Linked DNA regions of Mus musculus: regions 1, 2, 4 and 5 are each linked to region 3. A link is a loop called in an ENCODE intact Hi-C map of the cell type or tissue named here. Cell type or tissue: heart. All regions are shown on one strand. Links, peaks and the distances in the headings refer to the core of each region. The heading gives the core; the rest is flanking DNA. Region 1 overlaps Atrx (ATRX, chromatin remodeler). Region 2 overlaps Atrx (ATRX, chromatin remodeler). Region 3 holds the start of Magt1 (magnesium transporter 1). Region 4 holds the start of Magee1 (melanoma antigen, family E, 1). Region 5 holds the start of Atrx (ATRX, chromatin remodeler).

The links. Peaks named below come from ENCODE experiments on the same cell type or tissue, not always from the same donor. Only the 100,000 strongest peaks of a DNase experiment are listed, where the experiment ranks them.
Region 1: it touches region 3 in a loop (4-fold over the local background); 4 of 42 quality-filtered maps call a loop at or near these places.
Region 2: it touches region 3 in a loop (2.5-fold over the local background); 4 of 42 quality-filtered maps call a loop at or near these places.
Region 4: a loop joins it to region 3, with 4 times the contacts of the local background. A loop is called at or near these places in 4 of 42 quality-filtered maps.
Region 5: it touches region 3 in a loop (5-fold over the local background); 21 of 42 quality-filtered maps call a loop at or near these places.

Annotation. Positions count from the first base shown.
Region 1 is chrX:105,861,937-105,866,936 of GRCm38, forward strand. All of the region lies in intron 10 of Atrx (ATRX, chromatin remodeler), which reads right to left. Among named protein-coding and RNA genes, the nearest start is that of Gm23656, 9.4 kb to the right of the region's middle. In heart, for the core only: a CTCF peak has its summit at 2,626 (motif pointing left); no DNase peak of the experiment used is centred there.
Region 2 is chrX:105,874,607-105,879,606 of GRCm38, forward strand. Atrx (ATRX, chromatin remodeler) reads right to left here. Exons shown (of 35, transcript NM_009530.2): 8 at 3,761-3,828; 9 at 1-2,967. Among named protein-coding and RNA genes, the nearest start is that of Gm23656, 3.3 kb to the left of the region's middle. In heart, for the core only: no CTCF peak of the experiment used is centred there; no DNase peak of the experiment used is centred there.
Region 3 is chrX:106,011,026-106,017,253 of GRCm38, forward strand. It overlaps Magt1 (magnesium transporter 1), which reads right to left and starts at 777. Exons shown (of 10, transcript NM_001190409.2): 1 at 637-777. The coding sequence starts at 738. Cox7b (cytochrome c oxidase subunit 7B) reads left to right here and starts at 4,675. Exons shown (of 3, transcript NM_025379.2): 1 at 4,675-4,845. The coding sequence starts at 4,806. In heart, for the core only: a CTCF peak has its summit at 2,422 (motif pointing left); DNase peaks (open chromatin) are centred at 866 and 4,696; H3K4me3 peaks cover 2,001 bases; H3K27ac peaks cover 2,456 bases.
Region 4 is chrX:105,118,664-105,125,015 of GRCm38, forward strand. Magee1 (melanoma antigen, family E, 1) reads left to right here and starts at 1,715. Exons shown (of 1, transcript NM_053201.4): 1 at 1,715-5,298. The coding sequence starts at 1,948. The coding sequence ends at 4,704. In heart, for the core only: a CTCF peak has its summit at 2,762; DNase peaks (open chromatin) are centred at 1,698 and 2,738; H3K4me3 peaks cover 1,890 bases; H3K27ac peaks cover 748 bases; H3K27me3 peaks cover 3,142 bases.
Region 5 is chrX:105,925,688-105,931,939 of GRCm38, forward strand. Atrx (ATRX, chromatin remodeler) reads right to left here and starts at 3,685. Exons shown (of 35, transcript NM_009530.2): 1 at 3,413-3,685. The coding sequence starts at 3,432. In heart, for the core only: no CTCF peak of the experiment used is centred there; DNase peaks (open chromatin) are centred at 2,814 and 3,704; H3K4me3 peaks cover 2,730 bases; H3K27ac peaks cover 1,921 bases.

The sequences.
Region 1 (5,000 bases), core at 1-5,000, 150 kb before region 3:
TTTAAAAAAATCAGGACTAGCTATATGAAATCATAGTTAGGGCCCAAGACAGTGGGTGGCACATGCCTTTTATCCCTGCACTAACGCAGCAAAGGCAGGTGGAGCTTCGAGTTCAAGGACAGCCTGGTCTAACAGTGAGCTCCAGGGCTTAGGAAATGTTTAAGACAAGAAAAAAAAAAAGAACACCACAAAAGAACCCATGGTTGTTAATGTTTTATACATGATGCATTCTGCTTAAAGCACACAAATTAGAAAATGAATATTTCAGCTAGGCAAGGTGGTGCACACCTTTAACCCAAGCACCCAGGAGGCAGAGACAGGCAGAACTCTCTGAGTTTGAGGCTAACCTGGCCTACAGAGCAAGTTCCAAGACAGCCAAGGCTATACACACATACAAACATACACACGCATACACACATATATACACCAGTCTTCAAAAATCAAAACAATTAAGAGAAAAGGAAAATAAGAAAGTGAGTATCTCCTGGCTTTACTTAACAAAAATTAGGGGGCTGGAGAGATGGCTCAGAGGTAAAGAGCACTGTCTGCTCTTCCAGAGGTCCTGAGTTCAATTCCCAGCAACCACGTGGTGATTCACAACCATCTATCCTGGGATCAGATGTCCCCTTCTGGCATGCAGATATACATGCAGATATATCACTCATATAATATAAATAAATGAATAAGTAAATAAATCTTTTTAAAAATCTAAGCTTTTAGAAGAATTTTATTAAGAAAAAATAATATTAACATCAATACAGGACAATTAGTCATATTAAAGAATTCATTCTTTATTCAATATTCTTATACTGAAAAATAAAAACAGAATTAAATTAAAAAGCATTAATTTTAAAATATCAAACTTAAAAACAAAAGCTATCAAGTCAGAAAAATGAGTACATTTGCTAACACTAACGTACAGACTTTTCTTGGCAGAGAAAATTTCTCATTTGCTCAAAGTTCTAATATTACCAAACAAGAAAGTATATTTAGTGTAATTCGCAAGTCCTACCCACACAATAAGAATGGTACCAATACTATTTCTTTCTTTGAAGAACTGTCTAGTACAAAGAAGAAAGTTAGTGACACCTGCATTGATTGTTTAGTCATCGGCCAGTGAATCCTACCTATAGCTTTTTACACCTCCATTAGACTTAATTGACTATACTTACCAGAACCATATCAACAAAGCCATTGAAAAGAATTAACTTAAAATCCCTAAATACTTAAAACCTTTACTACAACAGAAAGAGAAACAAAACTCTTACTTCAAATGCAGTCTGGTTTGGTTTTTTGGTTTTTTTTTTTTTTTTTGGTTTTTTTCAAGACAGGGTTTCTCTGTGTATCCCTGGCTGTCCTGGAACTCACTTTGTAGACCAGGCTGGCCTCGAACTCCGAAATCCGCCTGCCTCTGCCTCCCGAGTGCTGGGATTAAGTGCAATAAAGATTCGAAATAATGGGCTGGAGAGATGGCTCAGCAGTTAATGGAACTGATGCTCTTCCAGGTCCTGAGTTTAATTCCCAGCAACCACATGGTGGCTCACAACCATCTGTAATGGGATCTGATGCCCTCTTCTGGTGTTTCTGAAGACAGCTACAGTGTGCTTACATATAATAATAAATAATTTTTTAAAAGATTCAAAATACTTTTACCAACCAAAAAAGTACCATTGAAACACAAAAAGCCACAGAAGAAATTCTGGATTTACCTAATTTGTATAGAGAATAAATAAAGACATAAATAGGAGTCGGTCATCAAATGAAAGCCGTATTAAGGGCTTATAATACACTTATTTCACTAACTCTACTAAAATCACATGAGTAACCTTTAAATATCTTCACTATATGATGATCAATATCCAAGAATCATTAGTCTCTTCCCAAGTAATTAAGCTGTATTAACAGTACAACATCTTCATTAGTAGAATATCCACTTCATACAAACAGAAGTCAAAATAATTTGTTTATTTCCTGGTTTAAGGGCAAAAATTTATGGCCAAATGAAACAAGGGTCTCATTCTGTAAGTATAGTAAAACTTTTATCAATAGTCTCCACACCATGATTTGCATTTATGGAAAAATTTAGTGTCATCCAAAGAAAATCTGAGAAAAAGTACAATATTACTAAAACCATCTACATCTTGAAGAATAAACTGAGAATGTGTGTGCTGGGGAATGTACACTAATATTCTATTACTGAGGCTCACTGACAATATAAGTTTTAAAATATATATAATGAGAAATGTTTGGTTAAAAAGTCTCTAGATATAATAATGAAAACATAAAGAAATCAATATATGTATACACTGAACACTCCTAACCCCCTAAATCTGGTATGCTCTGAAAACCTTTGAATATGTAGTAGATCTGGGCTATTCAAACAGTATAGACAAGTATAAACAATATCTTATAAAAACTTCAAATTCTGAAATACTTCTGCTCCAGAGGACTTTGGCTAAGAATCGCAAACCAATTTTTTTCAATTGCATGGCTGTGTCGTCAAAGCAAGGAACAATTTAAAACTATCCGAGGACTGGAGAGATGGATGACTTAGAGGTAAAAGCAATGTCTGCCCTTCCAGAGATGCTGAGTTCAACTACCAGCCACCACATGGTGACTAATAACTACCTGTGAGATCTGGTGCCCTCTTCTGGCCTTCAGGCGCACATGCAGGCAGAAGGCAGTGTTCAAAATAAATAAATCTTACACACACACACACACACACACACACACACACACACACACACACACCAAACCCTAAACTATGCCGAAAGCAAATAAAACCTTACCATAACAGCACATTCACACAACTGACATAAATTACAACTTAAGAAACCCTGACAAGCTCTGGGCAGCACATTCCTTTAATTCCAGCACTTAGGTAGCAAAGGCAGGGGAATATATTTGAGATTTAGCCTGGGCGCTATCTATCTATCTATCTATCTATATATAGATAGATAGATATTGAAACCATATCTCAAAAAAAGGAAAAACATAGTATTTGGTGTTATTATTATTATACTATCTCTTAAAAATATGTAAGCTTAACATGAAAAACCCAAGGTAAATTCTCAGTTGTATAAATTTCAAATTATAAGATCACTAATTTTTTCTTAAAAAAAAAAAAGCTCTATCAGAAAAATGACAGCTATCTATTTCAACAACTATACTTGGTCACCTAAATAGAAATTTATAAATAGGACCCTTCTAACTGACAAAGGTAATGCGTGTATTTTTAAAGATTTAATAGGTAGTTATTTATTTACAATAAAATACTGAAGGTGGGGAACTTTTTTGTGTTTTAATTTTCAAGACAAGGTTTTACTGTGTAGCCTTGACTGTCCATTCACCAAGTTGAAGATAGGACTTTCTTAATGACACAGCTTTAAAAGAGAAAAAGTAAAAAAAAAAAAAAAAGGAACTGTTTGTTGAGCCTTCACAAAAACATAAGCATATTGTTTTAGGGAGCTAAAGTACTGACTGTCTTAATTTCAGGAAGAAGAAAACTTCTTTAGCTTACAAAGTAGGCCATATAACTTTATTCTCACAAAGTCTTATGAATTTTTATGAAAGATACATCATAACTAAAATTAAATGCTTCAACAAGAAAATGTTTTACAGAAATTTATTGCATCCAAAGTTAAACATTTGAACAATACACTATTAACTTCTTCATAAACACCAACACTGGACATTTTAACAATACTACCGAAAAAGCAAAGCATATAAAATTTATACACAATTTACACACAATGATACAATTGTGTACAAATTTACATTTACAATATGCTCTCTACCAAGATATATCTCACTCAAAAAATATGAAATTTAAAAAAATGCCAAGATTTAATCATGATCTGCAAACAAATTCTAGAAGTTGATTAGTGCATATTTAAATATGCTCACATAATTTTTCTGTACTAAAATAGTTCAAAGAGGTATCTGTATTGCATCAGTGATATCGGTGAAAGATACCATGCATATTAAGATACTTCTTTGGTATGCTGGATATTAAACAAGTTATAAATTATAAGTTTTATCAAAGCACATTAAAATGAGTATAAAGACATGCTCAAAATAAAATTCAATTCCTCTCCAAAATAACCACCAGGGTTGCATTTAAAAAACCACACAAATACAAAATTGAATTAACGAAATTATCCAATAAAATAGATATCAGTTACAGAGAGATATATAGAATCCACTCATTTTAAAAGTAAAACTGTTACTTAATTTTTGATAAGTGATACCAAAATTGTACCTTGACAACATGCTTAGTTGTTGGCTAAATATAAAAGATCATCTTCCATAGTTCAAAAAGTAGGAGTAACACCTAGTGACATTGGAAGACTTGTGATTCATAGGAAACAGCAGCTTATATAAGTGAAAAACGAAAGCATTCTAAAAGACAAATAAGTTGTAAATGCTTCCATTATCTAGCAATGATGGTATACGAAAATCCCTGACTAAACATTGTATGCTTTGAACATTCCAATGTAGGACTTACTATATTATCCCATCAAATAGCTTAGACAGACATTTGTTGAGAAAAAAAAAAGTAAATAGGAAAGCAGAAGAAAAGTCTTTGGGTTTACACATGAGCTCTAATTAAGTACAAAATAAATATGACCTTTCACCCTAGTTCGCCTATCCTGTCTACTAACAGAAACCTGTTGGTATCAGCACAACATCAAATAAGGTCAGAGAACAGATGTGCTTAGAGCACTTGGTTCATCTCTCACAAAATGATGACAGCAAACACATATAATTTTTAGTTTCTTAAAACTAGAGCTTTCTATTAAGACAGATGGCCATTTTAGTGTTCTTTGCTAAGATCATCTCCAGGCTATCACGTATTTTGGTACCAGGATAAGAGAAAATACTATCAAATTTTCAATATTAGAGATTAAAATTATGGCAAAAGAAGTTAAAGTCACCAGCCTGAGATCATACAATTATTAAAAGACTAGAAGCTGTCCATTCACTATACATATCATGCT
Region 2 (5,000 bases), core at 1-5,000, 140 kb before region 3:
GTCACGGGTTTGATTTTCTGTTCATCGCTGCTTTCCTCGCCTGCAGAATTCTGATCATCATCTCCTATATCAGAAGATGAAGAAGTGATGTCTACTTGCTTCCTTTTAGGAGTTGCTCTTAAGGAGTTTCTTTTTTTCTCCTTCGTATTGCCTGTCTTCTTTTTGGCTGAAGTTCTTTGTTTCTTCTGCTTTTTATTATCTTCTGAGCTTCCCTCAGCATCAGAAGAGGATGAAGCACTCTTTACTTCCTTGGTATTTCTCTTTGAACTGGAGTTTCTTCTTTCTCTCAAGTCAATTCTTTTCGGTCTCTTTTCAGTGGAGTCACAACACTGTCCTTTCAAGGATTTCTCAGTATCTGACGATGAACACTCTGGCCTCTTCCCTGGACTCTTTGCAGGCAAGCTGAATCGTTTCTTCTCTCTCAGAGACACTCTGTTCCTGGTCTTCTTATCTTCGGAAGAGTCACAACTATCTCCTTTTCCTGGCAATTTATCAACACTATCAGATAATTCTTCCTTCTTTTCACATGATTTATCTTTCCATTTTTTGCCTTTCTTTTCTCCACCAGCTGTGTCAGTTTTACTTTGCTTTATGCCTTTAGAAAAAGGACCAATCTCCTCTTCCTCCGGCAATCTCTCGGTCCCATCAGAGGAAGAGTCCCACTCCTGCTCTCGCTTCAGTGTTTCTCCCTTTAAGTCTGGGGCTTTCTTTCCTTTTGTTCCAGGTCTCTGTCTGCTCTGCTTCTTTTCGCCTTCAGAAGACTCATCGCTCTGCTCTTTCTTTGGAAATCGATCAGTGCCATCAGATGACCCACCCTTTCCTTTTCTACTTTGTCTGCTTCTCAGATGTTTAGTCTTTTCTTTAGTCTTAGAGACTCTTTTGTCTTCAGGGGAATTCACGTTCTCCTCTTTCACTGAAGGCTTTTCAGCACCATCAGAGGAAACACCAGGTTTGCAAAGCATCTCTCGGAATTCCACTCCACTCCTGACTTTCTCAATGGAACCTCCTGCTATGGAGCAACTCCCTCCCTGCCTGCCTTCAGTGTCACCAGTGTCATCAGCAGATGACCCTTCTTGTGTTGTCTTCGCCCTCTCATGCCCTCCATTATCCACTACTTTTTTGCCCTGTTTTTCATCTTCAGAAGAGTCCTCTTCTTTTTTCTCTGGAACACTTTTTCTGGCAGCCCCAATTCTGCTCATGGTTTTTATCTCTCTCTCTAACTCTGAGTCATAGTTAGAGGACTCTGAGTAGTTCTGGCGTTTCTTTTTAGAGATAATAGAGGTTTCTGTTGATTTTCCTTTTTTAGTGTCAAAATCTGACCCGGAAGTAGAATTTTTCCGTTTCCTTTTTCCATTATCATCTTTCCCTGTTTTACCTTTATGATTCATCTGTGGTTCATTAATGTCAGTGTCTGAGGAAGAACTATGCCCCATCTGACTTGCCTCTTTGAGGACTGCTAGCATTTCATCAGAATCTGAATTCTGATCCCCAATCACTGGTTGCTTAGCTTTGGGTACCTTGTGAGGTTTAGGGTTATCAGTAGCACAGTCAGCTGAGTTTCTCTTATCCTTTTTTCTTATTGGACCTGACATCTTTTGTTTCTCCTTCATAGTTCCATTACTTTCTTCATCTGAATTCGACATTGCAGGGTTGCTTTCTGTCTGTCGCCTCAACGGTGTAGTTTTTACACGTGGGGATCTTCGAAGATCGGAGTCTTCTAAAAGTATTGTGACATTGTTTTCATGATCACTAATTTCCTCTCTGGGTCTACATTTCTCTGAGCTGCGGGCCACCCCAGAACTTTTACGGCCATTCTTCTCTTGTGACACTTCCTGACAGTCAACACCTTTAATTGGGGAATTAGAAAGGGAAACTGGGGTAAGTTTAACAAATAATTCTTTTCTTACTTTCGCTGTGACTTTTGACTTAATATTTCCTCTGCTGTCTTTTGAAGAAACATTTAATTTTACAGAGGAGCTCTCCAGTTCTGGCTCAGTCCCACTGTTGCCGTCTCCTTGATAATCAGCTGAACTCTGAACTTCCATAGCACTCTCAAGGCTATCAAAAATGTCTTCTGGAACCGAGGAAGGAACAGACACAATATCCATATCTAAATCCTCAGGAGTGTTAGTGGGTTCATACTGAGAGCCATCTTTCCTACCTGAACCCTTATGTTCCCCACTAGTACTTTTGTGTGCTCTCTGCTCTTCACCATCTATGGCCTTTACTGATGATCTAGCATCTAACTTTAAAAACTCTCTCTTTTCTGTAGAATAGGATTTTTCCCCTTTTCCTAATTTTGTTTCAGACTTAGCATCTGTGCTTTTAAGGTCTTTGGTATTTTTTTCTTTGTGTACATCATCCAAAGCTTGGATCTCTGAATTCAAATCTTCTTCTAATGCAAGATGAGCCTTCTTGATATCATCCAACACAGATTTAAAAGACTTAAGTTGACATAACTTCATAGCAGAAGTCATTTCTGAATTATCTGCTGCCTGTTTTAGAAACTTAATGTAACTGGAGTTCATGTTGGATGTAGTCTCAATCAGTTTTGTTGTCTTCTTAATCATCTCTTTGGGCACAGATAGTGCTGAGTGAGAGTAAGTGGAGCTTACAGAACCAGAACAGGACTCCTCTAACTTTTTTTCTTCTCCATTACAACTAGAACTACTCTTCTTTGGAGAAAATTTGGATGTTTGGTCACAGACTTTACTAGTCTTTTCACTGTCAACTTTTATCTTCTTCTTATTCTGTTGCAACAACTGTTCTAAATTCTCAAATACGCTGTTGCACGCAGTCACCAAGTCCAGTAGAGGCTCTGGTTGACAAATATAGCAATACCACTGATTGTTTTCATCCATTATTGTAGACAACTCCTTTCGACCAAGGTTGCGCAGGATGCATTTCTTACAGAAGGCGTTATGACAAAAGTCACAACAAATCAAGTTCCCACCTTCTGCACACCATCTGAAATGGTTTAAGGATTCAAATGTTATTTCTAGTGAAAGGAATTTTCATGTCTTTGATGATAAAAGAATTTAAAATTTCCTACGAGCATCTTTAAAGTAGTAATTTACATGGTCTGCTTACTTTTATCCGAAATGTAAAACTAAACAAGGGTTTGTGGCAAAAGACAACCAACAACTAAACATAGCAAGGAATACTGTACAAAACATGGATCTACTAGGGTTGGATAGATGGCTCAGGAGATAAAGAGACCATAGTGCTCTTGCAGCACAAGGAAGTTTGGTTCCCAGCACCCGTATCAGACAGCTCACTAGCGCCTCGGATTTCCAAGGGTAAATACACACAATTGCTCATAATTACACATAGACACAAACACATAAAGACACACGGTAGAAAATCTAAAAAAAAATTAAAACATGAATCTAGCAAGAGTGATAGTGCATTCCTTTAATGACAACATTTGGGAATCTAGCAAGAGTGATAGTGCATTCCTTTAATGACAACATTTGGGAAGCAGAGGCAGGTTAATCTTTGTGAGTTCAAAGCCAGGCGAGTCTATGAAGCAAGTTCCAGAACTGTGAGGACTGCTATACACTAAATAAATAAATAAATACATACATACATACATACATACGTACATAAATACATAAATAAATACATAAATACATAAATAAATAAATAAATAACAAAACAAAACAAAACATGCCTTAGGAGAGAAAAACATAATCTAATGAAGTTGATAATTATCCCAAAATAGACAACAATTCATCTTAAATGAGAATTTATTACCTACCTACATTGTTCATCCATTCCATCTGAGTCACGGCTAATATCGTCACTCATATAATACTTAAAGCAGTTCTATTCAAAGAAAAGAGAAAGGGAAATTTATTCAAAATATACAAGTCACAAATCTTACTTCAAAGCCATTAAAATGTGAAAGCGTTGTGCATGTTTTAAGTGATAAAAGCAAGAACACTATACTTTAAACACTGGACTACTTCAAGAAACTGCCTCCTTGAAATCTTGAACTGGAATTCTCATCAAGAACCACTATCCCTTATATAATAGTATACAAAAAGACAAGCTACTTAGTAAACACATTTCTAACTAGCTACCAAAGTTCTAAACAAAGATGTATGTTTCTGCTACTTAAAATGTTTAACAGTTAGTATATATAAACACTATGTCTACAGCTAAGTAATTAACAATATACAGTATTTTTAAATCTCATGGGGAAGTCTGAGGTTCATTAACAGGCAAGTAATATCCAATAACTAACATAACTGGGTAAGATGCAAAGAAAGCATTCAAATGCAAGTCTCATTAAACCAATTCCTTTCCACTGGGACTAGGGAAGACAAATGACATGTTATTAGTGACATGTCAGTACGTGACATACAGGCCTCATGGAAAAAAAAGGCAAGTATATAGGCAAAGAGAGCAAGCAGCAAGCCCAGTGATAAAACATTTGAACACTACAACAAAAGGGACTTTGGATAGAACTCTGGATCAAACGAATTCAAGAAAGGGGAAAACATGTAACCAAATTAAGCTTGGTAGAGGTGAGGATGTCAGAATCTATCAAACATTCATCTGGCGTGTTTCTTATGGCCTTCCTCTGTAGTTCAAAAGAAACAGGGTCTCTCTGAAACTTACTATGTAAGCCAGTCTGAGATGGAATCCACAGAGATCCACCTGCCTCTGCCTCCTAAGTGTTAGGATTAAGGTGCATATCACCAATCCTGACTAAAGGAGTGTGCTCGCTTTGGCAGCACATATACTGACTGAAGGAGTACATTTTCATTGGGAAACAAACGAACATAGAACTGTTCTTAATCCAACATGAGCTGGAAATCTGAAACCTTGGTATGAAAGCTATCTGAAACTCAATCCACGTTTTTCCTAATAAAAAAGTACACAAATACTGTTAACATTATAATTAACATATATGAAACACTTTCTAAAATCTTTTATTTCCTAATCATATTGAAGGTGTGTTTGACATGGAGATTTAGAGAAGGAGGATATGG
Region 3 (6,228 bases), core at 1-5,000:
TTGTCATGAGGTCAAGGCCAGAATGGGCTATAGGGGGGAGAATGCTTCAAATGAAACAGAACAAAAAAATAAACAGAAAGGAATACGAATATTGTATGTTTTCTACATCTCAAAGACTGCCTGTTCCATAAATTGGGGGGGGGGGGCTTAGTTTGCTCTTTCGTGATTGGTGTCCGTCACCAAATACAGACGTTTTACACATTCTGAACGCTTGAACACGGGCATGAAACTGGCATCATCTCACTCATCTAATTTTTCCACTCCTGGGTTGACATGACAGACACATGTCCGAGAGAGCTACATATGGTCGGCAGCAGAAGCTTGCATTATTATATCCTCTGGGTAGCAAAACGAGCTCCTCAGCCCAACACCCAAAGCGGTCCAAACTCCAGGAGTGTCACTACTTGTAGCTGCACGTTCCCCAGCTGCTGGAAGCGAGGTGGTCACCTACTCCAGCCTGCTTTTGAATGTGAAACCCTACAATACAAGAAGTTGCAGCTCCCGCTTTTGTGAAGCCAACTTCCTCCCAACCGCGGACTCCAAGTCACGCCCAGCACAGATCCCTGGGAAGGGGCGAGCGGACCCTTTCTAGCCCCAAGTCGAGAAAGTCCCTGCCGCTGGCAGGCGCCGCCTCACCTCCTTCTTTCTTTGGGCAGAGGCCGAAGGAACCTTGGAAACGAGCAGCAGTGCCACCGCTGCGATCGCACACACAGACCAGAACCACCTTGGCGAGGCCATGTTCACGCTTCTCTCTTGGCGGCGGGGCGAAACTTTCTTCCAGCACGGTCCGAGGGTGGGGCGTGAGAACGGGCGAACCGAGCCCTTGCCGCTCCCCATTGGCTCGGCTCAGCCCTGCCGCTCGACCCCTCACGTGACCTCACGCTCAGCAGACGCCCGCTTTTAAAAAAAAAAAAAAAGTTCTTTTCCGATTGGTTCCCGGGAGCCAATCGGAAAAGGATAATCTGGAGGTTTCTTATTGGTCCGCTGAAAAGGCTGCACCCTTTTCCTACGTGTAAAGACATCGCGCTCAGCGAACTTTTAGTACACATGCGCAGGTTTGAAATGGCGCTGAGGTTTTTTTTTGTTGGTTTTTTTTTTTTTTGAGGCACAAAATGGCTTGTACGTTTAAAAATGGAATCATCATCTAGAAAGCGTTCCTTCCTTTAGAACTGTTTGATTTTGAGCTGGCCTAAGTAACAAAAGCCTCTAATCCACGCATTTTGAATGTGAAAGCAAGAGCATCAATTGTTCAAGGTCATCTTTGGCTCCATTGTCCGGATCCCAGGCCACCTGATTAATGTAAGATTGTCTCAAACATAAAGGAGCCCTCGTGATTTCTCCCAGCCAAACTCCCAGGTTTGGGAGGTGGAAGTGGAGGCAGGACGATTAGGAATTCAACAATTCAAGGAACCTTCAGAGTTCCATTCTAGCCAAGTCCAAGGGAACTACGTGGTCTAAAGCAGAAGCTTGCATTATACCCTCTGGTAAGCAAAATTAATTTCTCAGCCCAAACCTCAGCGCTGACAACACCCAAAACATCCAAATATCTTACATCAAAAGTGGTTTTGTTTTGTTTTGTTGAAATTTGCTCCTTTAGTATAATACTCTGGGACAGGTGCTGGAGAAATGTCTCAAGGGTTGAGAACATTTAACTGTTTTTGGGAGAAGACCCTCCCGGGACCGGCATGGTGGGTAACAGCCTAGTAGTCCCAGGAGATCTGATGCACTCTTCTGATCTTTACAGAGACCAGGCACACACCCATTGCATGTACATTCACGCTGCCACCCCCCCACACCAATCTTTTTTTCAAGCACATACTATTCTTGAAGATGGCTTAAGTACTGTTCCTATGACTGCAACTCCTGATGAAGTTGCTTTGGTCAGGGTGTTATAACATGGCAACAGTAACCCTAAGACATTGGGGAAATATAGATCAGTTGATAGGACATTTAACTGTTATTTGTAAACACATAGGTTTAATCCTCAATATTTCCTCAGTATACACACAAGCGCGTGCACACACACACACACATTATAATTTGGATTTATTTATTTATTTATTTTGCAGCACAGGGCACAGTAAAGGATTGAGTAAAGGACCCCACACAAGCTGGGCAAGCATTTTATCACAACTACATCCAAAGCCCAAGGTGCATTTATTTTGAATGTGTGGAACATACTATGTGATTATTCTTTTAGGTCCTGCTAGAAAGCAAAAACCCCACAGAATTATAATAATTCCACTATTTGGAGAGTTAAGGAGATGATTGTTGAAAGGAAAGTAACTGCTTTAAAAGAGGGACGGGCTGGAAAAATGGCTCAGTGGTTGAGAGCAGGCCCAAAAGATCCTGAGTTCAATTTCTGGCCACCACATGGTGGCTTATAGCCTTCTATAATGAGATCTGGTGCCCTCTTCTGGCCTGCAGGAATAATGCAGGCAGAATGCTGTATAAGTAATAAATAAATCTTTAAAAAAAAAGAAAGGAAAGTAATTGGTCTCCACATAAAGAGATATGAAATAAAATGAGCCTGGCGGTGCATACCTGTAATCTCAGTATTCAGGAGATAGAGGCAGGAGGATATCAGGGATTAATGCCAGTCTAGGCTGCATAGGGAGTTCCTCCTTGAGCTACAAGAGACCCTGTCTCAAACAAAACAAAGCAAAACAAGACAAAACAAAACAAAATAAACAAAAAGACAGATGAGAAGAGAGCAGAAGAGAGACAGACAGAGAGAGACACACAGAGAAAGCAATAGCCACATGTGGTGGCATACTCCTGTAATCCCTGCACTTGGGAGACTAGAGTGGGAAAATCCCAACTTTGAGGCCCACATAGGTTACATGGCGAGTCCCTGTTTCAAAGGAGAGGAGAAAGTAGGATATGAAAAAATTAAGCTGGGCCTCATAGGTCAGTTTAACTCCTACTTGGGAAGCTGGGGTAGGAGGATTACAAGTTCAATGCCTGTCTCTCTACTTTAGAGTGAGTTAACGGCCCATATGAGCCACTTGGTGTGAGCTTACCTCAAAATTTAAAAAGAAAAATTTTTAAATGGTTAAATTATTAGGTATGTCAGCTCACACCTATCATCTTGGGAAACTGAAGCAGGCAGCTTGCCAGGAGATTGAGGCCAGGAGTGGCTCCATAGTAAATTCCAAGCTAGCCTCTACTACAGGATGAAATCTAGTCTCCAAGAAACAAACACAAAAATAACAAACAAGGGGCTGGAGAGATGACTCAGCAGTTAAGAACACTGACTGCTCTTCCAGAGGTCCTGAGTTCAAGTCCCAGCAACCACATGGTGGCTCACAACCATCTGTAATGGGGATCTGATGCCCTCTTCCCGTGTGTCTGAAGACAGCTACAGTGTATTTACATATAATAAATAAATAAATCTTAAAAAATAAACAAGCATACCAAATAAGCATGGTGGTTTGAGTATCTCTGTTTTATGCTCACTCAGGTTGCTTTAGGCATATGAACTGCAGTGGTCATACAGACACAGTGTGGTAAAGAATTACCAATGGATACAAAACATAGTGGATAGAAGCTTATGCAGAATAGGATAGTCATTATGCATTGGAGTTACCTTTTTTTTTTTTTTTTTGCACACATCCCTCCTTTCCACTCAAGATACTTTTTTTTTTTAATTACAAAGGGAAAGCGGTGACTTTAAAGTGTAGAAATCTGGTATGCAGTGCTTGGATTAAATGATTAAGTTCATACTATTACTGAATGGGACATGCTAAGATCCTATACCTTTTGATAGGATGCTCTAAAAAGCAGAGTTTGATTTGTACATTATTTATCTAATCATGACACTAGAGAAGCTAAGGCAAAAGAATTGCAAATTCTAGGCCAGTCTGGGCTACATAGTAAGTTCTAGCCAGTCTGGGTTACATAGGGAGACCTGGCTTACACAGAGTTTCTTTTTTTTTTTTTTTTTTTTTATTTATTATTTATTATATGTAAGTACACTGTAGCTGTCTTCAGACACACCAGAAGAGGGCATCAGATCTCATTAAGGATGGTTGTGAGCCACCATGTGGTTGCTGGGATTTGAACTCTGGACCTTTGGAAGAGCAGTCGGGTGCTCTTACCCACTGAGCCATCTCACCAGCCCTACACAGAGTTTCTTAAGAAGATACATATATAGTATTCTTGCCAGATGCACATGAACTGGAATCCTTAGGGGAAAAAGGTCAATTGATCTCCCAGCACTTGGGAGGCAAAGGCAGGACTTTTTCTGTGAGTTCCAGGCCAGCTTGGTCTACATAGAGAGTTCCTGGTCAGCCAGGACTAAATAGAGAGGCCGTGTCTCAACTCCCCCACAAAAATTCCAAAAAAAAAAACCAATAAAGGTAAAACCAATTAATGTAGGTAATAGGAGACAGAATGTGAAAAATTTGAAGGGACTGTAATTGGAAGTGAGACACTAGATCCAATCCTCTGGAGTTTTAGCACCATTTTGATGCTGGTGCCTTATGTAAGGTCGGTGTCTCAGCTCTCCTTTGTAGAGTCCGAAACCTTTGTCCAAAGAGTTAACCTCCCTGCTTAGTAAATACTACTTTATGGAAGCCATCAAGCTTGAAACTACATTTCCCAAAGACCTTCCTATTTCCTCGCAGGAACTAGGATGACAATTTCTATAGGTCAACCCCTAAATCTCGCGACATCTCACCAATTCTCATTTGGGCTCCCTGCTGAAAGCCATTTTGTTTTTCAGGACGCTTTGCAAGGGTAGCTGGGGTGAATTTGCACCAAGGCAGCAGCATAGTCGCCGCAGTTCCATCTTCGTCTCCGCGATGTTGCCCTTAGCCAAAAACGCACTAAGCCGTCTCCAAGGTGAGCAGATAATGTGGGCGAGTTCTTTACAACACCCGGGATCCGGCTGTCCTCGTGCTCTTCTGCCCTCTTCCTCCGCCCCAAATCCTGCGGGTTTTAATTCTAGGTGCATGGTCCCCTGCGTGGTCTCCAGTCACTGGGAAGGGAAGCTAGCCATAACAGAGGTAGCTGTGACAGTGGCTTTATCATCCTGTCCTTGTGTTCCTAACCTCGTTATGCATTCTCTTTCTTCAGAGACCTATGATTTCCAGGAAGAACGCTTTGGCGGACACCTTGCTCTTTTAGCGATGATCTAAATTTTAGCTCTGGGAGTGTATTTACGTAGAAGAACTGATCTCCTACAATAACGGTGGTAGGAAACTAAATCTACCGCATCTGGATTCATAGCAAGGGGTTGAAAACCTTAAGCCTGGCAGCTTTGAAGAAGTCATCTGTAGATTATTAACGGAATATTAACTATAGCGAAAACAATCATGGTCATTTTTTTTTCCTGCTTTAAAGTTAGGCAAGTACGTGGAAACTTGAGACTAGCAGTATATATGGAAAATACACTGGACTGGAAAGAAAAAAATTCATTTTTGTAATTGCTTTACCCTGAAGGTGACCTTCAGTAATGTGAATGAAGGTGACCTTACACAATACTTACTTGCTTTTCTAGCCATGGATTTAGTTTTATTTTACCTTTAGATCACATGCTGTGTTCTAAGTACTGAAGTACTTTGGGAATAATTGAAAAAAAAAAAAAAGAAAGAAGCCCAACTGATCTTTCATCTGCTACAAGCTGTGTTTATTATTTCTTTCACTTTGGACAAATGATTTAGCGTTATAAACTTGTTTTTGTAAAACAGAGGTTAGTAAGTAATACCTATGTCAAAGACCATTAACCAATCTCTGGTCACTAAACTGGGTGGTTTTGTTTGTTTGTTTGTTTTTAATTTTATTTTGGTATAGAGGGGAGATCACTTGGTAAATCAGAGTGTTGAAACAACAGTTGTTTGGTAATCTCAATTTCTTTGATCTTTAAGTGACTTAGGGACTTTTAAAAATACTGTAGGAAAAGTTTTTTTATCATTTTTTTTTTTTTTTTGAGACAGGGTTTCTTTGTGTAGCCTGGCTGTCCTGGAACTTGCTCTGGAGACCAGGCAAAAAGATGATTTTTTAGTTTATTTTGTTGTGTTTCTGTTTCTCATACTCACCCTTTTAAATGTTCTGGAGCAGAATTGATTATGGAATGTTTATGAATTTGCTTATTCCGGCTGTGGCTGTTTTCTGAGGGAGGGTCTCAGGTACACTAGGTTGGCCTGCCATTTTAATCTGTAGCCAAGGATGTCTTCAACCCCTGATCCTTGGCCTCCATTTCCCAAGTGCTGGGCTTGACAAAGT
Region 4 (6,352 bases), core at 636-5,635, 890 kb before region 3:
TTCTAAAGAGGTTTCTAAAAGCTGTGGATTACAATTCTACTTTCCTGGTCCAGCCTTCGCCAAGTAATATTTGCTGTTTCTCAGCACACACCTCACATACAGCAATGAGAATAATAGTGTTCAAGCTGACTTGGGAAGAAATACATTGGTGTGCTGGTGCTGCTATACCTCCAGGGAGGAATCCTAAAGGCTGTTTTTAATTATACAAATGAGCTCTCTAGAAGAGTTTCCTTGTCAGTGGTTATGATAGAGCAGGTGGTCCTTCACTGAAACATAGCTATGTCATGATAAGAAGGAACAGAAATAAGCCAAATGTATGATAGTTAGTGTTTATTTTTTAAATAATGTGACCACCCCTGAGTGTTCCATATGTGACTGTTCTATTGTACATGGTATAATTTTGTGTGCAGCTATTAAATTAACAACTTTATTTAAATTGTGATCTCTTTTAATTCTAGTGCAGGCACATGGAAGAGCCCCTTCTTTGTGTGTGCTTGACAGTCATTAGGAAACATGAACTCTCATGCACACTAATGTGAACAAGAAGGAACACTCAACTCCCCAAATGTACACGTGTCTTCTGCTGCAGCAGAATATAGCATGGCATTTTTAACTGCATTCTGGGCTTGCTTCTCACCAGCTTGATTTTAATAGACTGTAGCAGAATCTTTGGGAAAGCTCCTCCACAAGTTTCACTTATGAAAATGAGCCTGTTCTCCTAACCATAGACATTAGCCAAGATTCAGAGGCTAATCATATGCACATATTTAGGTAATGCTGTAATAGGCCCATAGTCGATTTTGTGGACCCATGTGCTGAATGCAATGTGGATAACATAAAATATTGTTGGAATATGACACCATATGATTGATTCTGTTAAAACCAGTTGGTACTGCACAAAGCTACACAAGATTAACTTCACAGAAACATGCAGAATACTGGCAGCATAGGTAACCATGAGGCCCTATAAGGAAACCAAATGTTTCCTTCTATCCATTATCCTTCTAATTCTGGACAGCTTCCTGTGCTTTAGCTGGCTCATATTCCAGTAGCTCTTTAGTAACTAATAGAAACCTTCCCAGAGACTTGCCTCCATAAACCATGCTAATTGCAGTTTTCAAAACCTGACAGTGAGTTTTTCTAACAGACCCCATGGTGCTAACTAACTGTCCTAGGATAATTAATTTTGGGTGTGGTTGGAATAGCACTATTGAAGGACTCCACAAAAGAGATTACATTTTTCTACATTGGTAAGGGTTGGGACTGTGCAGTGAAAATTTCTAGCTAGCTACAGGTTTCCTAAGTAGAACTAAATCCCAGCCCTTTGGAGAAGGGGCAGTAATTTGAGAGGTATTAGAGGTTTCGATAGAGAAAATGACAGAGGAGACAAGGGAGGGGATGAAAGCTGCACCCTTCCATGCGCCACGCACATTTTCCCCAATGCATCCTTAGGATGCAATTTTGAAAATCTATCAAGTACCTGACACTTGGGTAGAAACCTTCTAGTAGGTACCCTGACTCTTGAGAAATAGCTAGTATTACCTCCATTTACCCATCTGCTCCAAGCTCCTTGTCTCCTATCAAAGCCTCCCTCCTGCCATTGCGCAGTTTTGGTGCAGAATCACCAGGTCCACTTTCGCAAACCCACGGGAGAGGCTGGGTTGGGCGGGGTCGCCTTGTCGCAGAGCCCAACTGCGCCTGCGCGGACTGCGGCAGAAGGCGGGGTGTGAGAGGCGAGCATTCTGAGACTAGCGTTCACAGTCGGCTAGAACCTTCGTTCTTGCCCACCACCTCTAATTTCTGCTCCTGCGACTTGCTCGGGCCTGGCAGCAGCAGCATTCCTGCTCTAGCGGCAGTTCCGTGCAGAGGCGCCTACATACCTCTCCCCCTCGTCTGTGAGATCGCGGGCCTGTCAGTGTCAGCTTCCACACGTCGGTCGACAGGACCATGTCGCTGGTAAGCCAGAATTCGCGCCGCCGCCGCGGTGGAAGGGCCAATGCGCGCAGAAACAACGGGAAGGGTCACCCTGCTGCTGTGCCAGGCCCAGACGTCCCTCGGGATCGCAACGATCCTAAGATCCTCCAGGGCCTCCGCGCCTCTGAGGGCCCTGGCACCTCCATGCTGCCCACCCCCCGGGAGGGCCCAAGCGCCTCTGTGCCGCCCACCGCCTCAGAGGGCTCAAGCGCCCCTAGGCAGTTCATCATTTCCCAGGGGCCGAACACCTCCGAGATGCCCACCTCCAGGAAGGGTCGGGGCGCCTCCCGGCCTCCTGCAGTTTCCGCAGGGCTGAACACCGCTATGTCAATCACCGCCTCGGAGGGCCCGAATAGCCCTGTGCCGCCCACTGCTCCTAAAGGCTCAAAGGCCTATGAGCATCTCCCTGTCTCAGAAGGGCTGGCCATCTCTGAGCAGCGTCACTCTGATGGGGGCCCTAACATGGAGCCCACCCTGGGTGAGGGCCCGGGAATCTCGGTGCCGCCCACCTTCTCTGAGGAATCGGGCATTTCTGATGAGGGCTTGAGCATCTTTATGTCGCCCAACATCTCGGAGGGACCGGGTATCAACGAGCCCTACTCCGTTAGTGAGGACCCAAGCACTTCGGTGCCGCCCACTGACTCTAATGGACTGGGCATCAACCTGCCGCCCACCTTCGGTGAGGGCCTGAGCATCTCTATGCTGTTCTCCGCTTTGGAGGAACCCGACATCTTTGCGCCGCCCCCCTCCGCTGAGGGACTGTTCGCCTCCATGTCGCCCCCCTCCGGTGAGATCCAGAGCTCCTGGGTGTCGCCCATCATAATGGAGGGATGTAACGTCAACGTGCCGCCCACCTCCAAAAAGGGACTGCGCACCTCGGTGCCATCAGCTGCTTGTGAGAGCCCGAGCACCTCAGCCGAGGGCCTGAGCTCGTCCCTGTCATCCATTTCTGCTGAGGGCTTCTGCAGCTCGCTGGCGCCATGCGCTGCGGAGGGATCCTGTGAGCTGCTTCCCTGCGGGGAGGGCCGGAGCACCTCGGAGCTGCACTGCCTGGGGGAGGGGTCGAGCACCTCGCAGATGTCCCTAGCTGCCGAGGGCCCTAGCGCTTCTGGGATGCCCACTGAAGCTAATAACCCCGAGGAAGCACTGAGCTGCTGTGCTTCTGAGCGCAGGAACAAGAGCACCTCCCGTGCTCTGCAAAAGGCCAAGGATCCATCTGTACGCCCAAAGCGTGAAGACCGCTTCCTGGATTTCCAGGTCCTGAGAGACAGTAAGAATTCCAACTCCATCACCATTATGGGCCTGGGCACCTCCCGCGTTGCTCTTACCTTGAAGCCTCAGGATCCCATGGAGCAAAACGTAGCAGAATTGTTGCAGTTTCTGCTGCTGAAGGATCAGACCAAGTACCCTATCAAGGAATCTGATATGAGGGAATTCATTGACAAAGACTATCGCCACCAGTTCCCGGAGATCCTCAGACGAGCAGCAGTCCACCTGGAGTGCATTTTTCGGTTTGAACTGAAGGAGCTCGACACTGAGGAGCACATCTACATCCTGCTCAACAAACTGGGACCAGTGCCCTTTGAAGGGTTAGAAGACGTCCCAAATGGGCCAAAGATGGGCCTCTTGATGATGATTCTGGGACACATATTACTAAATGGCAACCAAGCGAGAGAAGCTGATATCTGGGAGATGCTCTGGAGATTCGGAGTGCAGCGTGAAAGAAGGCTTTCTGTTTTTGGGAACGTGAAGAGACTTCTGTCTGTAGAGTTTGTGTGGCAGCGTTACTTGGACTATAGGCCACTAACTGACTGTGTGCCAGTCGAGTATGAGTTTTACTGGGGCCCACGATCCCGCGCAGAAACCACCAAGATGAAAATTCTGAAGTTCATGGCTAAGATCTATAACAAAGATCCTATGGACTGGCCAGCCCTGTACAACGAAGCTCTGGAAGAAGACGCTGACAGAGTTGTTGTTAATAACTTCAGAGTTGCTCGTCCATTTAGGAGGCCCCTTTTTGCAGAAGTTGCTCCAGAGCTAGATGCTTCTGGCTCAAAATATTCTCCCCATTCTTGGCCTGAGTCAAGATTAGAGAGCAAGGCAAGGAAATTGGTCCAGTTATTTCTGCTGATGGATTCAACTAAGCTGCCTATACCAAAGAAGGGAATCCTGTATTACATCGGTCGAGAGTGCACCAAAGTGTTCCCTGATCTCCTGAATCGTGCTGCTCGCACCCTAAACCACGTGTATGGCACAGAGCTAGTGGTCCTTGATCCCAGGAACCACTCCTACACCCTGTACAACCGAAGAGAAATGGAAGATACAGAAGAGATCATGGACAGTCCAAACAGGCCCGGCAACAATTTCTTAATGCAGGTTCTGAGCTTCATCTTTATCATGGGCAACCATGCGAGGGAGTCTGCAGTCTGGGCCTTTCTAAGGGGCTTGGGAGTTCAAAATGGCAGAAAGCACGTGATTACCTGTCGGTATTTGAGTCAGCGCTACCTAGACAGTTTGCGGGTTCCTGACAGTGATCCGGTGCAATATGATTTTGTATGGGGCCCTAGAGCCCGCCTGGAAACCTCCAAGATGAAAGCCCTGCGATATGTGGCCCGAATCCACAGAAAGGAGCCAGAAGACTGGCCGGAGCAGTACAGGGAGGCAATGGAAGATGAGGCCAACAGAGCTGAAGCTGGGCGTCGTCCGTTGATCGTTCGCAACTTGCGATAGATTGTGTCATCGAGGCCTTGTATGGCCAGGCCTAGAGCTCTGGTTCTCATGTATTAGGAGTGGGTGTGTGTGTGTGTTGGGGGGGGGGTACGTATTGTATTTGATACTTGTGTTCCAGTTCCACTTATGTATCTTTTCATATTTAGTTCTTGTTTGGTATCTTGAAAAGTTTCCATTGTTTTAGTAATACTGTCCATTAATGTAAATGTGATTGACCACTTACTGTCTCTCTGGTGTACTTTGTGCTGTGAGCATTTTGATAGTGTTATAAAGTGTTTTAGGACTCTTTCCATCTTGTTGCATTGTCTGAAAGAGAACATATAGCAGATAGCTATAGATATAGGCTTTTCCTTGAAAGCTTGAAAAAAAATCATCAGTAAAGTGATCTAGTTTCAGATGTTAAACAAATATAGAACAACTGACAAAGTACTAAGTTGTGGCTGGCTTCCCTTTTGTCTGCTATTGTGTAAAGAATACTAACGTTTCCCTGTATTTGCTTTTGCTGTACTAAAGTGTGTTGAAAAATAAAAGTGTAATAAATCAAATAATGCTAATCCACTAATTTATTCAATAAATATATATTAAACTCCTCTCATATAATGGGCACAGTAGTATATTCTGGTTATAGTGTGATAGACATATACAAGGCATAGCACCTTCTCTACAACTCCAGACCAGCAGTTTTATTATGATACACTAAATACACTATGTAGAGAGTACTCTGGGAGTTAAGAGGAGATACATCAATCAAATTCCGGAATCCAAATGGTCCATGGTGACCATGATGGATAGGGGTGGGAAGACAAGACTGGCTTCTTGATACAACATAAGGTAAATGAACTTGAATCTGGATTTTAGTCCTCAGTGAGTACCGGTATGGATTGAAGTCAGTGAGTTCAAGGTAAGAGGTTTCACATGCCATAAGCTATCTCATTAAGATGCTTGGTTAGGTCATGGGGCTGGAGTGATAATTTGGTGGTTAATAGTACTTAGTGCTCTCCCAGGGAATCTACGTTTGGATCCGGACACCCGCTTTGGGCACCTCACAATTACCTGTAACTCAAGCTCCAGGAGATCCAATGCCTCCTGGCCCCAGGAGGCACTCACACAAAGATATACACATGCACATTAATAAAAAGGAAAAAAACCTGGGGATGCAGTTTTCACACGGCCCTGAGTGCTGTCCCAATCACTATATAAACCAGATGTGGTAGCTTGCTACTGTAGTCCTGGTATTCGGGAAATGGAGGCACAGGGGATCAGAAGTTCAAAGTTATTATGAGCTACATAGAGTTCAAGGCCAGCCTGGGATAGATAAGGCCTTGTCTTAAATAATTTAGGAAGATGCTTGAGTCAGCTTCCTCTGAGTTATATAGCAGTTTTAATATGCATCCCCAAAGTGAGCGCTTAGTCCTAAACGGTACATGTTTCTCACCCTTATAACCATCAAGGTTCAGGGAACATCAAAGGAGAAAAACAACGCTGAAAGCGTTTAACAGCTGGATGACAGGGAAGAGTGCTATGGAATGCCAAGCTGTGCACTTGGCATGGTGATTACACTCAAGAACTTAAACTGGCTGTGGTTTCCCCCTCACAAGGCCTGCACAAGATCAGTATGGCCAAAATTCTCACATAGATAGGGGAAGGA
Region 5 (6,252 bases), core at 1-5,000, 85 kb before region 3:
TGGCCATCCCTATTAGGAGCTTGGGAAACAGTGCTAAAGGAGATTTGAACTGTGTGACAAGTCAAGTTTCAGTGCAGGAGAATACTAGTAAGTAGCCTAGAAACTATTGGGACATTTTGTCCTTGTCCTAAAAACCAGTCCAAAGATAAACTGAAGAGTTTTAGATTAATGCCATTAGCAGAGGAGATTTTAAGACAGATGAATATTGGCCATACTGACTGACCTAGTGTGGTTATTAGTTATCATTCTTATGCAGATCTGTAATGAAAAGGAGCAAACTGGAAAATGAGAAACATCAAGTGTACAGCTTCAAAGGAAAAGATGAGCCAGGGAGTATAATGGAATGCCGTTCAGTGCTCAGAGAGATACTAAATACAAAGTTTAAAGACAAGCCCCAGGCTAAAGGGAGTCCTCGGGGCGAGACATTCCACCCAACTGCATTTCCTCTGCTGCAGCAGAGAAGGAAACCAGGAACAACAGGAAGCTGAGGCAAATGTAACTGAAGGCGGGAGACCGGGTTCCAGCCCCAGCAAGCAGCAGAATTTGGCAGCATTGGCCACGAGGTTCTGGAGACACGAATGGGATTATGGAATCTCCTCTGTGACTCAGAAGTCACCGAAGGCCGCCTGGTGGGAGGGGTGCCCGTATGTGGAGACCTAGAGAGACCTCAATATGTTGGAGATGCCAGAGTTGTGAGATACCTTCAAAGGGAAGCTGAAGACCAGGCATGGAACCAGCCCAAGAGAGAAAAGTGTGAGGCAGTCAGCAAAGCTGAAAGGAGCCAGGAAACGGAAGTGTTCCCTGCCATGATGATAATGAACTAAACCTCTGAAACGGCAAGCGAGCTGCCAATCATATGTTTCAATCAGAGTAGCTGTGGTCATGGTGACTCTTCACAGTAACAGAACAAGTAAGAAAGACACATCTCCTCCAGCCCACACACGTGTAAATACACAGACAAAAACATAATTAGAAGGAAGATACACCTTTAAAAAGATACACGTGGACTGGCAAGATGGCTCAGTAGGTAGGGAGAACCTGTTTGCTGCTAAGACTGGGAACCTGAGTTCTAACACCTGCACCCATGTGCTGAAAGGAAGAGCACACGCTGACCTCTGTAGGTAGGACTGTCTGTTTTCTCTTTCTCTTTCTCTCTCTCTCTCTCTCACCTGGTCAATTTAGTGAAACTGTTTCAAAATAAAATGCAAAAGGAGGGCAGACTGCAGCCTTAGAGAGTAGTGAGTTAGCACAGAGGCACAAGATCACCATTATGGAAAAGAGAAGGGGAGGGAGGGTAGCTCAGTTGGAAGCATGCCTCCTTAACACATATAAGAGTTCTGGGCTCAATCTCCAACCTCGCAAAACTCAGCATGGTGCCACCTGTAATGCCAGCCCTGGGACGTTTGTGATTACCCTTCAGTTCAAAGCCAGTTTGGTTTACATATCTCAAAATGAAGGCAAGAAAGGAAGGATGAAAATCCAAATCCAACCTATGTATTTTTCCTTTTGCAACAGCCATCCGATGTTGAGCAGGCTGGTCTTGAACTTCCTCAGCCTCCTGATAGGTAGAGGATACAGGCAACACCTGTTTTCTGTTTGGAGATTTTTAGCTTTGAGTCAGGCTGGTTTCAAATCCTTCAGTATCCAGCTTCACCATCCACAAAGAAGCAACTATGGTTTTAAATACAGACAACTAAGACATGAAGTAAAACCTAGAAGTCATACTGAACTGTAAGTAAATGAGCATGAATGCCTGGTATTAACCAGCCAATACTGCTCAATATTCCATTTAAAAAAAAAAAGATTTGTTTTACTTGGGTCAGTTAACACAAATTCATAAAGGAAGACAATGATCTTTACACAACTAAGTGCCTGTATTTTAAGAACTGAAGTATAAGCCGGGCGTGGTGGCGCACGCCTTTAATCCCAGCACTTGGGAGGCAGAGGCAGGCGGATTTCTTAATTCGAGGCCAGCCTGGTCTACAGAGTGAGTTCCAGGACAGCCAGGGCTACACAGAGAAACCCTGTCTCGAAAAACAAACAAACAAACAAACAAACAGAACTGAAGTATATTTTCCCTAAGTAAAGAGAGCATCGATGCACTGTTTGCTAAGGTAGAAAATAATCGGATAGGCTCGTTCTCAAATTCTACAATCTAAAGTGCTCAAAGCCATGATGTCCTAGTCACCCAACGGCACATTTTGCCAATTACAGATGCAATTATGATCCACGCTACCTATAATTTCGTTTTGCCACTATTCACCAAGCTTGCATCTCATTCGAGAAGAAAAATCACCGAATTCAATCTTGGGATAAAAGGTCAAATATCAAACTGCCTAAAAAAGCAAGGTATCTGCATAAAAGCGGAATCCATTTCAGATTAACTACTCCAAACAATCAAAAAGCAAATCAGAAACGCGTGGAAAAACAGCCTGAATCGTAAACGTATTTGATCGCTAACATCGGGCCTGGGCTCTCTTCTACCTTTGCAATAAATCTTCTGGTGAATCCCCGTTAACCCGCTCCACATGCCTCGTGGAACAAATAAATAAAAGCACGATCTAACTACTTCACGGAACGTGTCCCAAACCGCAGGGGGTAACAACAACCGATGTCCCGTCAAAAACCGGACTTCTCCTGCAAAGTCGTCGGCCGCTGTTCTCAGAAAGCAAAAGCCCGCATTGGGCTGCCCGCTCTCCGTCTCAGCCGCCCAGGGGTCCCCAAGATAACCCTCCAGGATCTGGAGTCGGGGGGCGAAAAGGCACCTTCTAGAGGTACCTTCCGGGCCCGGCCCTCCTACCTCCAATGCTCGGCTCTCCTCTCGGAGCCGCGGAGAGCTGGAGGACTTCCAGTGGAGGCGACCATTGGGGTTCGCTAGTTCCAGGATCTCACTTCCTCCCGCCGCCCCTCCCCCTCCCCATCCTCCGCCCCTCCCCCTCCCCCATCCACCTTCTCCCCCCCCCTCCCCCCTCCTTCCCCACGCAGTCGCTAGGCCCCGAGATTCGAAAGACTGACCGCAAGCGTTCGGTGGCCCGCGACACCCCCCGCCCCCAGGCCTCGACGCCGCGGGCACGGAGGCGTGAGCCGAGCAGGGGCTCCCGGCTCCGCAGCGGCGGGAGGCGGGAAAGGCAACGCGCGCGCCGCATGCCGCCCCCGACCGACACACACACAGACAGACAGACAGACACACACATACACACATAGACACACACACACACACACCCCAAGCCCCAGCTGGGGCTTCCCACCGCGCTCCCCCAGCCCCGCTCACCTAGAGGGAAAACGATGCCGCTGACCGCGAAGCCGCGCGCGGGCCTAGGGCACCTAGCGCACGTCTTTGCAAACACCCCACTCGAGTGGAAGGCGCCCGGGAGCAGAACGCCGGGGCCCGTGACAAGGGCTTGCGTTTTACCTCATGGGCTCAGCGGTCATGTTTTTGGCTCGGACGGCCGCTTGGCTTGGCAACCCCTTGGGTACCGTTCTGCGCTCCTCGGCGCCAGTGGCTGAACGAAAAGTACTGGGATCTTAGTAGTCACCGCAGATAGTGCTGGATCGTCCTCCCAGCTCAGAGTCCGCTACCGCTGCTGCTGCTGCTGCTGCTGCTGCTGCAAGAGCCACGGAAACAAAGCAAGGCCTATGCCGACGCCATTTTGTTGGGCCGAGGCTTGGGCAGGAGAATTGGCGCGTCCTCCCTCTTCCTCTTTCCGTCATCTATTGGCTACCTCTGCCAGAGCTCAGTGTCTTATTGGCTACGGAAATTCACCTTCTTTGGGAGCCTGTTGCTAAGGCGGTCGACGTCATTTGATCCCCTCCACCTCTTCTTAGTGGGGTCCAGTTCAGTTACTGCTGACCTCAAAGTGTCAGGGATGTATCTTGACATTATCCTGAAAATGCGCTCTTGGTCCAACCTCTCTACTTCCACATAATTGGTGAAACAATGACACCCCATTTACGTTTATTGAGAATTTACTATATGTCGACCACTACACAGATCCTTTATCTTAATCTCATGCTTGAACCATCCAAAGTAGGCAGACCTAACATTTTAATGGGTGAGGATACCAATGCACAAGTTCCACATTCAGCCAAACATCCATCCTTGCGGGGAGGGTGGACATACATTCTTATGCTGTTTTAAACCCAAGGCTTTGTGCATGTTAGGCAAATACTCTATCATTGAGCTATGTCCTAACCCCTCCCCCACATGCACACTCTTAATCATTAATCTCCATAGCCACCCAAAATATAAATATTTTCTTTCCTATTTTATAATATTCTTAATTTTTCTTCTATATATTTCATTATAATATTCAGCTTGCCAACGCTTACACGTGTGAATTTTTACCTTTTGTGGAAAGAGAATGAGAAAAATTCTAGCTATACAGTCCTGACTAGGCTGCAACTCAACATGTATATGAGGCTGGCCTCAAACTTGGACTGTCCTTGCAGCCTCCCAAAGTGCTTAGAAGACAGGTGTACCCCATCATACTTAAGGATACTTACAGGTATTTATATATATATGATCAACTGGACATTGACATCTAATTCTTTTGATATTGAACAATCTTGAAATTGTCACACACAGGTCAGCCATTAGTTCAATCTGATATGATTGGGGGTATATCTCACTTACCAACTGATCCAAATCGTTTCCCCCTCATTTCATTTTTCATTCATAATCTCTGCAAATCACAAATAAGTTTTCTAAATTTGAAGTTTCCAACTTTGTGCCCACATTTATTCTGGAACACATGTTCATTCCCTTTATTTTGTTCATTCTGTTTATTTTTCCTGAAATATGCAACAGTTTTGGTCATGCTTAGATGTCAGGGTTGCAGTTTTGGACTAGAATGACAAGAGAAGAGTCTCTTTTCAAACAATGCATTCCAACAATCAGACTAGGTTTTTGTTTGTTTGTTTGTTTGTTTGTTTCCGAGACAGAGTTTCTCTGTGCAGCCCTGGCTCTCCTGGAACTTGCTCTGTAGATCAGGCTGGCTTTCAGCTCAGAAATCCAACTGCCTTTGCCACCTGAGAACTTAGACTAAAGGCATATGCCATCACACCTGGCTAACTAACATATAAAGATTTGGTTTTTAAATGTTGTATGTATGTTTGAGAGAGCCTGGATGTATATATGTACACAAGTCCTCACACTGCAGAAGAGAATGTTGGACCCCTGGCACTGGAGTTACAAGCAGGTATGACCTACCCAATGTAGGTGCTGGGAACAGCAAGTGCCCATAATCACTAAGCAGTCTCTTCAGCCTCTAATATACATTTTTTTATGTCTTTTCACAGTACTTCTATTGATTATTTGGAATTTGACATTGTGAAACCCCATCGCACTCACTTCCTAGTCCTCTCAAGTCTGCCCTCCCTGGAAGAAGGAAGGGAGGAGGAGGAGGAGGAAAAGAAGGAGGAAGAGGAGGAGGAGGAGAAGGAGGAGAAGAAGAAGAAACAGAAGGAGGAGGAGAAGGAGAAGGAGGAGGAGAAAGAGGAGGAGAAAGAGGAGGAGGAGAAGAAAACAAGACCAATTTGTGTTATCCATAGCCTGGTCAAACTCCCAGTGGCCAGCCCTTTAAAGAAAACTGAGCCTGTCCCCCAGATGCCATCTCCCACACCCAGAAGCCATCAAGTATGGAGAGCTATATACGTCAACATCATCACAATTTTAAAGAGTTCTCTTGGATAGCATACATTTTTGATGAACAGAAACTTGCAACATTTCAAATAATTTTTAAATGTTCAAGATCCACTACCAACTGTGGAAATCAATCTTCTGTTGTTCAATAATGTTCTTCTTTTGTGTTTAATATATTAAATATTACTTAAACACAATTTACAGAAGCCATGTTCTTCCTCCTTGAGAAATGAAGTTAACCTGAAAGATCTATTTCATCACAACAAATATCCTTGCTATCTAACAGACACAACTATGGAAAAAATAGTAATTCATCTATTATTTTAATCTGAATGAATTTTGTTTGTTTGTTTTGTTTTTGGGACAAGGTTTTGTGTAGCCCAGACTGGCCTCAAACTCACTATGTAGCTGGAAGTTTAGTTTTAATTGCCACCACTTTGACACAATGACCTGGGAGAAGGACCTCTAAGGATGACTGTAGGGAATTATCTTGATTGTATTAACTGAGGTAGGGAGACCTTCCCACTGTGGTTAACACATTTCCCAAGGCTGTGGACTCTCAACTGCGTAAGAATGAAAAAATGGAGCTGAGCATTAAGCATGCAAGTATG